Regions from separate parts of the Homo sapiens genome. Here region 1 is linked to region 2. Evidence: chromatin contacts called from ENCODE Hi-C or POLR2A ChIA-PET data. All regions are on one chromosome and are shown on one strand. The core of a region is the stretch at or near the end of the contact, and the rest is flanking DNA. Distances in the headings are between cores, read along the strand shown. Region 1 holds the start of CDK6-AS1 (CDK6 antisense RNA 1). Region 2 holds the start of ADAM22 (ADAM metallopeptidase domain 22).

The links. A loop is a pair of places that touch in the nucleus more often than their neighbours do. ChIA-PET counts read pairs that join two places held with the same protein, here RNA polymerase II (POLR2A). Pooled maps may share reads with other maps.
Region 1: a map of CD4-positive, alpha-beta memory T cell shows a loop between it and region 2 (8-fold over the local background). The contact joins the promoter of CDK6-AS1 here to the promoter of ADAM22 in region 2. A Hi-C loop is called at or near these places in 1 of 168 maps with a recorded cell type or tissue (CD4-positive, alpha-beta memory T cell) and 5 of 50 pooled maps. POLR2A ChIA-PET finds 5 or more read pairs at or near these places in 2 of 52 experiments (GM12878 and OCI-LY7).

Annotation. Positions count from the first base shown.
Region 1 is chr7:92,833,657-92,837,881 of GRCh38, reverse strand. CDK6-AS1 (CDK6 antisense RNA 1) reads right to left here and starts at 1,399. Exons shown (of 2, transcript NR_110088.1): 1 at 1,319-1,399. It overlaps CDK6 (cyclin dependent kinase 6), which reads left to right and starts at 1,309. Exons shown (of 8, transcript NM_001145306.2): 1 at 1,309-1,404; 2 at 4,192-4,225. RefSeq lists silencers at 1,007-1,366, 2,477-2,726 and an enhancer at 1,817-1,896.
Region 2 is chr7:87,932,195-87,936,506 of GRCh38, reverse strand. ADAM22 (ADAM metallopeptidase domain 22) reads right to left here and starts at 2,256. Exons shown (of 32, transcript NM_001324418.2): 1 at 1,957-2,256; 2 at 1,321-1,481. The coding sequence starts at 2,041. RefSeq lists enhancers at 994-1,073, 1,084-1,133, 682-1,259, 1,260-1,837 and a silencer at 1,944-2,353.

The sequences.
Region 1 (4,225 bases), core at 150-2,649, 4.9 Mb before region 2:
TAATTTTGTGAAAAGTTTTGCTTTAAGATGTTTTAAAGGGTTTCAAGTATTCTACAGATAGAGATTTTGGGGAGAACACCAAATTCTTTCCAAAAAGACAGCTATTTCAAGTTTTCTTTTACTCCATTGTAGAAAGTTTTAAAGACTTTTTTTTCTCCAAAATCTAATTTTCACCTGAAATAATTGTATTCAAGGGTTTCTCAGCAGGTAAAGTATACATTCTTACAAGGTTTCAAATTTCAGATTTCCAATAATGCATTTAAACTGAGCACTCCTCTTTTTGTGTATGTATCTACTATCTGCAGTTCTATTATTTACACTAAATTTTAGTCTTTTTAGCTCCTCTGAAATACGTTAGTGAACCCTCAGCAGTTACTAACCACTTAATAATTGTGAGCCCGCCAGCCCCTTCAAGTAGATCGTTAACCATAAGAGTGCCTGACAATTTCCAAACCATATCCTCTGTCTAAAAGGAAAAGATAGGGCTTTGTGAGGCAGAAAGGAAGCGAAGGAAAACAAAACAAATGTAGCTCATGCTGAAAGTGAAAAGTGCTTGGATAGATTAGTATTTTCTTTTCTGCAAGGCATCCTGCCAAACTTTTTCTTTATTTTTTTAAGAGAAGAGTTATTTTTTGGTCTGATTTTTCAGTTTCTTGGAAAGTATTGGTATTTACCACCCCCATTGGCCGCTCATAATTATTGTTGGTTGTTTTGTGTTTTTCCCATCCGTCCACGTCACACAGTGAGGATGCCCCCCGCTTCACCCTGTCAAAACCCCAACTCTGGGCGACCCTGGGTTTGGAAACTCCGCCGACTCCCGACGACACGTCCCACTCTCTCCCACTAATGCCGCTTATTTTAGTCGCAGGATCCCCCTACTACAGTTTCAGCGAAAGCCGGAAATTTTCATTTAACTCTCCCCCCCACCCCCACCCCCACCGCGCCCTTCTAGCCCCCGACTCGTAGAAGGGAGCTAGGGAGCCCGGAGCTCGGAGCACTGCCGGGACTCGGCCGCCTCATTTCTCTCCGGAAGGCTTTAATTTGCACACTTTCTTGCCACTGCGCCACGAGCCCCCAGCCCCGCCGGGGGGTGGGTCTCCGGCAGAGTTGGCTTCGCGGGTCCCTGCCCCCACCCCGCACGGTCGCCCCAGCTGCCTCCCCGGCTGGGGCCCCCAGCGCCGGCCGGAGCCCAGCGGCCCCCGTCCGCCCCCAGCGAGCGGCGCGGGCGGCGCCCTCCGCCGTCCCTCCGCCCTCCGCCGCTGTGCCCACCCCCTCGCCGGAGAGAGTGCTGGTAACTCCTTCCCCAGAGTCTGATTACCTGCTCCGCGAGGCCGCGGACACGTGCGGAGAGCCGACTGACACTCGCAGCCCCCTCGGGAGGCCCGACGCGACTGGGCCCCTCAGGTGAGGAGCTGTGCGCTCGGGTGGGTGGGCTGCGGGGTGGGGGGTCCCGGGGGAGATCTGGGGGATTGGCCGGGGTCCGAGGCAGAACTGTGGGTGGGGTAAGTGGAGGGTGGCGGGGGGTGGGGGGGACCTGTGTTTCCTTGGAATCGGCTTTGGTTAACCCCTTACGAACTGAGACGGGATTGGTTATGGGGGCCAGTTTTGGGGAGCTAGAGGATTCTCCTTATCTGATGAGAGGGGGAGATCCCAGCCTAGGGACACCCGCGACACCGAGATCCTGCTTCCACGTATCCGTACGCACACACACCCACACGGAACACGCCTCATACAGTTTCTCCAAACGGAACTGGAACTCTACTCGGACACTCACATAATAATTCACATTTAGGGTTTAAAATGCACTGCCTCTAGGGACTCCATGCTGGAGAATGTGCTTGCATTTCCCCCTCGAAAACTCCCTCTCCAGCTCGCTGAGGTGTGGGTGTGGGCTCCACCTTCCCCTCCACGAGATAAATGTTAACGCAGGCTTCCTGCGGGCGTGTTATACACAGAAAAGTGCACGCAGCCGGCCAGTGCCCAGGCTTGGAGCCCCGCGAAGACGCACGTTTGCTGTAGTTTCCAAGTTTACTTTTATAATTTAAAATATTGGAGTTAAACACACGCCCCGCAGTGAGCAGCCCTGGTCCCCGCAGCGCGCCCGTCCGTGTGCATATGGGCGCATCTGCGTGTGCGCACACGCGGGAGTCGCGGTCCCCGGTGTGGCCTCTTGTCGCTGTGCTGGTGGCGACCCTTGTGGTGCTTGGCAGGCTTCGGGAGAGGCGCATGAAGGATTTCATTGAGTGTGAAGACAGAGAGCAGAGACAGAAAGCAGAAGGAGGCGGCTGCAGCCTTTGTAGTCGCGGAGGAATGCGGAAATGTTGAAGCACTATGTCAAACTTTTTTTGAAATGGGGTCAAGTCACATTCAGCCAGCGTGGGAAAGCAACAACAACAACAAAAAAAAGTGGAGGAGAGGGGGGGAAAAGGCATTGCTGCTCCCGTTTCTCTCCGCCGAAGCCGACCGTCTGGGGGGCGAGTGGGGGGAGAGCCAGGGCAGTGCGGGGCCCGGCGGGGGCAGCAGGCGCAGTTCCCTGCGGGGGTGGGACGTCCCCGACGCTTCCTTCGCTGCGGAGCCCGGGGCTAGACTCGAGCGGGAGGGGGTTGGGGGGATGCAGGACAGGCGGGTTGGGCGGCCGGCGGCGGCTCCCCGGCTACCTGTGTGGCCCTCGACCTGGCTCAGACCCCCGGGCAGTCCCTGGGGGCTCTTTCCTCGGCTTTTAAGGAAAGTTCTGAATGTAGTGAGTGCCAGAAGCTCTGCTCTCGCCGCGGTCCGCTCCACCCGCTCATCGTGGGGGTCGCGCCGTTTGTTTAATTCCTGGCAAAAGGCGAGCGGGCCAGCGGTTGCGAGGCAGGTAATTCCGAGGTGCCCCGGGAATTCCGGACATGCGGCCGTCGTGGTGAAAGTCCTGCCGAGGCCGCGGCGGCCCTGGAGGAGGGAGGCCCCCTAGGTCCCAGATAGCTGCTGAATGGGGAGGGAAAGTTAGGGTACCCTACTCTGGCGCTTTGTTGTGCAGAGGGCTCCGGGGGCGTCCGGCTGCAGACTGGACCGGGCCTTTAGCCGGAGGGGGAATGGGGCAGCCACCTCTGCTACCTACAGCGGGGAGGTCCTGGGAATGGGAAAAGGTTCGCGAGTCCGGGCCCCGAGGACAGAGACCTTCTCTCTCACCCCTGGAGGCGCAGGATTTAACCCCCCACCCCCCACCCTTTGAAAGGGAGGTTGAGTTTTGCTCAGGTCGAAATCAGTTTAAAACTTAAGGACGAGGCGCGATTATGCTATCCCCTTCCTGAAGTTATTCTTTAAGGAGACGACAAGCGAAATTGTGGCGAACACCCCTTTCTCCCACCCTTGGGATCCCGTGGGGGACGGTGTCTCCCCTCCCCCAGGACCGCTCGCTCGCCCACCCCCGATAAGCCCCAACCCTCCCCGACCAGATGGCTGGTCTTCCCAAGGTTTCCACCAGGGAGGTCCTCCCAGCCGGAGAGAGAATTCCGTTTCCAACCGAGACTCCTTTACCCCAAAAAGACCATTTGTGTATGCGAGTCGTTTTTAAATGTCTCCTCGTAGAAAAACTGAAAGTAGAAAGAAAGGAAGCAATTTCTGAGCAGATGTCTGACCACCCCTTCTCGCACACTCCCAGCATCGGGTTACAGGGTCCTGGGAGCCCCCACCCACATTCTGCGGCCCCACACGGATGGACCCACAGTCCTTCCGCTCCAGCTTGTGCGCGACCCCTGAACGCCCTCCGGCACCCCTGGACCCCGTCTCCCTGCACGTCCGGGCCTCAGGAGGCGGGGAGGGTAGCGGCGCAACACAATGATATAGGGATAAATATTAAGCCGTGACATTGACGTGCCCGGCGCCTCCCCTCCCCCGCGCTCCCGGCACACTCTGGGCTGCTCGGCACGCCCCCTCCCGTTCCACTGCGTCCCGCGCCGCTCGCTCATCCCCGAGGGGCCCCTGCAACCTCTCCGCGCGAAGACGGCTTCAGCCCTGCAGGGAAAGAAAAGTAACTTCGCTTTTCTCGGAGGAACCAGGAAGGATTAAGCGGCTTGGGAGAGGGCAGGAGCGCGCGGAGGGTAGCGATGGAGGCTTCGTAAAGGAGGAGGAGGGGAGTCTGGAGGAACCCCGAGGAAGGCTTCTGGGCTGTCTGATTGCACTTTCTTCTTATCCTCCCGTCTCCTCCTTTAGGTGCAATGATTCTGGACTGAGACGCGCTTGGGCA
Region 2 (4,312 bases), core at 1,007-3,506:
AATTTTTTATAATAAAAGGTTGCAAATGGTGTGAAAATATCCTTCCACAGAAATAATCTTAATTAATTGAAAAATACGATGACATAGGGAAACTATGGCCCCTGCTTCTTCAGTTTTACCATTGAAACGAGTCAAAATGGAAAAGGAAAATAGGCATTTACCAACCATTAATTCACATAAAAGAATCCATCATTAAAAGCTTAACATATTGGGATTTTCTACTAAAATAATCTTTGATGGATATTATGTAGCCCTTTAAGCTAATTTCCCACCTTCTATTAACAAAATGTTAACAGTACCAACTACTTGGCTACAAATACAGATTTAAGTAATATTTTCTATTTTTACATATTTCACACATACAGATAAGTTAGTATAATTATCACATCATCAAGATATATCTTAAAGCACTGATGAATATATTTATACATGTGAAAAGGTTTGGCTTGCCATTGCTTCAGTAAAGTTTACAAAAATTTTCAAGTACATGAACAAGTCCTATCTTAATATGGACTTACAGGTGGGTGAACTGCCTGATCAGCTGATGTGTAGAAATAAAAAAATACACAGCCCCAGAAGTATTTACTTAAATTTGTCAATAAATTCACAGTAATTTTCAGGCATATCTGTGAATGTGTGATCTTGATTTAAATACAGATACAGTGATAAAAACTAGATTTTTAAAAACATAATTTATAAATGCTCAACAAACAGCACAGCCCTAATTAAACCAAGAGAACTGCTACCAATAAAGAAAGTCGGAGGAGGACACCTTTTCTAGAAGGTAGGGGTGAATGGGCATATCTCTGGTGTCCACAAATGTGTGCGAATAGAACCTTAAAGTTCAGCTTGTTTTTACAGTTGGGTTTCTTAAGAACGTCTAGCCTTGTTTTTTTCCAATTTTTTCTTACAGTGTCAACCTTGGGTTAAATCACTTATGAAGTCTCTTTGAGGAGTAAAACAACAACAATGATGATTCAAACCCTGCCCAAATACTACCTCCCTTCTCGCTGTGCATGCCTGGCTTTTGCTTGACAGATGTCAGAGGGCTCTCCGCCTGTTCTCTCAGCTCACCGCACTGCTGAAGGCACCCCGCACAAACTCCCCTCGGGCAAAGCCCTCGGCCTGTGGTTATTTTGGTTCTTTTTTGTACCCTTTTCCCCTTCTTTTTTGCACAGGGAGCGCCATGCATGACTCGCATCGGGACCCAACTCATTTCACCCAAGAAGACATGGGATCTCCAGGGCAACCGAGCGCAATCGTGGGGTCTCGGGTGGGCCGGGAGGCGCGGAGGACCACCTCCCGGACCGAGCCTCTCACCTGCGGGCCACCGAGGTCGCCCCGCACCCGCGTGTCGAGCGCGTCGTGCCGACTTTCGTCTTCGCCGCCCGAGCGGTAGATGAGGCGCAGTGGCACGATGCTCTGGCGCTCCACGAAGCGGTTTTCCTTCCTCTTCTCTAGCTCCATCAATGAGGCGTCTCCTCCAGGCAGGAACCGGGAAAGGAGGGAGTGGAGAGAAAAGGCGAAAATAATGACCCTGACCCTCACTCCTCCATCCTGCAGTCCTACGTCTCCCCTACGAAAATCCCCACCGCCCCCTCCCTCTCGGAACCCAACTGGGAAGGACGCAGAGACACCAGCCCGAGAGCCTTGGACCAGCTCATCCGAGAGCAACCAGGAGCGGGGCCCAGAAGCAGGGCACCCCTTTCCCATTCTCCCCATTCCTCTTCAGAAGGAGAAAAACAGGCTTTGACCGAAGGCTTCCAGTGCATCTGCGCGCCTCCACACATATATTTTTGCTCCACTTCTCACCACCCTCCCGAATTAAAAAAAAAAAAAAAAAAAATCTCCCCGCGCACTCGGGAAATGGGGATGCCCCCTTTTCAATACGCCTGAGGGCTCCAAAGATTCCCGGGAAATGGTATGGCCCAAAGGCACAGAGGACGGCTAACTTACCTGCCTGGCCGCAGCGCGCCGGAGGGCAGGTCCCCAGGACACAGAGCAGCAAGAAGGGCACGGACACAGCCACTGCCGCCTGCATGGTGCTGCCGTCAGCCCGCCTCGCCCGAGACGCTCAGCTCCTCATGCCGGCGCCGCCGAGTCCGTTTCCCTCGCTCCGCGCCCCCGGGGTCCCCGCGGCCACCTCCACCCAGCCCCGGCCGGTGCTGCGGCGGCCGTGGCGCTGCAACCTCCACCGCGGCTCAGTGCTGCATTGTGCTTCGCGGACGCTTCCGCTGGCGGGGGGAGCGAGCGAGTGCTGCATTGGGCGGTTGGCTGTAGCTAAGTGGTTTCTAGCGCCTCCCACCTCATCCCCTGGCAAAGGCTCGGGCGGGCGACAAGAGCTCGGCAGGGAGCGAGCGCCCGGTGCACTCGCCCCCCGCGCGCAGGCAAGGGCGCGCGCAGGAGAGTCAGCTGGGAAATGTAGTTCTCTCTCCGTGTCCCGCTTGTCTCCACGACGGCACGGACCGTCGCGACCTCGTGACTGTGAGGTCCTCTATATCCCACAGACTGGAAGGGCGGGAGGGAAGGGCAAAAGAAAGAGATCAGCACTGGACCGCCTCCTGGCATCCGAGATGCACCAACTGGGCCGTTACAGCAGCCAGTATTCATCTGCATCGTCCTTAAAGAGCTGTTCTGTTTACCACAGATTAGTAGTTACTTAAGTTATCCGGAGAACCATACCCTCACGAATACAGTGCTAGTGAATTATTCAACAAATACAGATTGAGGATATACTATGTACCCAGCGGTTGACAACCGGAAGGACACGGGGATCAGAGGCACCTGTTCTTGGGTAAAGTTGAGCAGACAGACCACTTTTTTTTACAATACAGTGTGAAAAGTGTCATGGTTATACCTAGAGGACCATTAATTCAGTCCAGGGAGTCAAAGAGGACCTCCCAGGGAAGGTCTCTGCAGGTAATAGAGGGATGATTTAGCTTAACTCTACGGGATATTTTTGTTCTTTATTGCCAGACAGCCTCAAAACTCTACCAGATATGGGGAACTCAGTTTTCTCAGGCTGCTTATTCCATTTTCCTCTGATTCAAAATGATAGAAATTCTTGAGTATAAAACAATAATAAAATAGTTATCTACATAAAGTAATACTTGTATTTTTTAGTTTTTCAAAGTTCACATGTATTATCTGATCCTTTGGTCAAGAATTTGATTATAACTATTACTCTGATTTTATATTTATGTATGTACGTATGTATGTATGTATGTATTTTTGAGATAGGGTCTTGCTCTGTCGCCCCAACTGGAGTGCAAGTGGTGAGAACACGGCTCACTGCAGCTCAAGCTCCTGGGCTCAAGCCATCCTCCTGCCTCAGCCTCCCAAATAGCTGGGACCACAGACATGTGACACCACACCTGGCTATTTTTTGTTATTATTATTACTTTTTGTAGAGACAAGAGTCTCCCCATGATGATCAGGATGCTCTTGAACTCTTGGGCTCCACCTTGGCCTCACAAAGTGCTGGGATTGCAGATGTGAGCCACTGCACATGCCTACTCCCATTTTAGAAAGGAAAAAAATTAAGATTTAGAGGTGTGCCTTTCAAATACTGTAGCCAGTAGTTACTTGAGGCTATTTTTTTTTTCCGAGTGTTTATTATTTATTTTTGTATTTCAATCGCTTTTGGGGAACAGGTTGTGTTTGTTTACATGAATAAGTTCTTTAGTGGTGATTTCTGAGATTTTGGTGTACCCATCACCCGAGCAGTGTACACTGTACCCAATGTGTAGTCTGTTATCCCTCACCATCCCCCACCCTTTCCCCTGAGTCCCCAAGTCCAATGTATCATTCTTATGCCTTTGTGTCCTCATAGCTTAGCTCCCACATATGAGTGAGAACATGCAAAGTTTGGTTTTTCATTCTTGAGTTACTTTACTTAGAATAATAGTCCCCATTTCCATCCAGGCTGCTGCGAATGCCATTATTTTGTTCCTTTTTATGCCTGAATAGTATTCCATGGTATATATATGCCACATTTTCTTTATCCACTCGTTGATTGATGGGCCTTTTGACTGGTGCCATATTTTTGCTATTGTAAATTGTGCTGCTATAAACATGTATGTGCAAGTTTCTTTTTTGTATAATGACTTATTTTCCTCTGGGTAGATACCTAGTAGTGGGATTGCTGGATCAAATAGTAGATCTCCTTTTAGTTCTTTAAGGAATCTCCATATTGTTTTCCATAGTGGTTATACTAGTTTACATTCCCACAAACAGTGTAAAAGTGTTCCCTTTTCATTGCATCCATGCCAACATCTATTTTTTTTTATTATGGCCATCCTTGCAGGAGTAA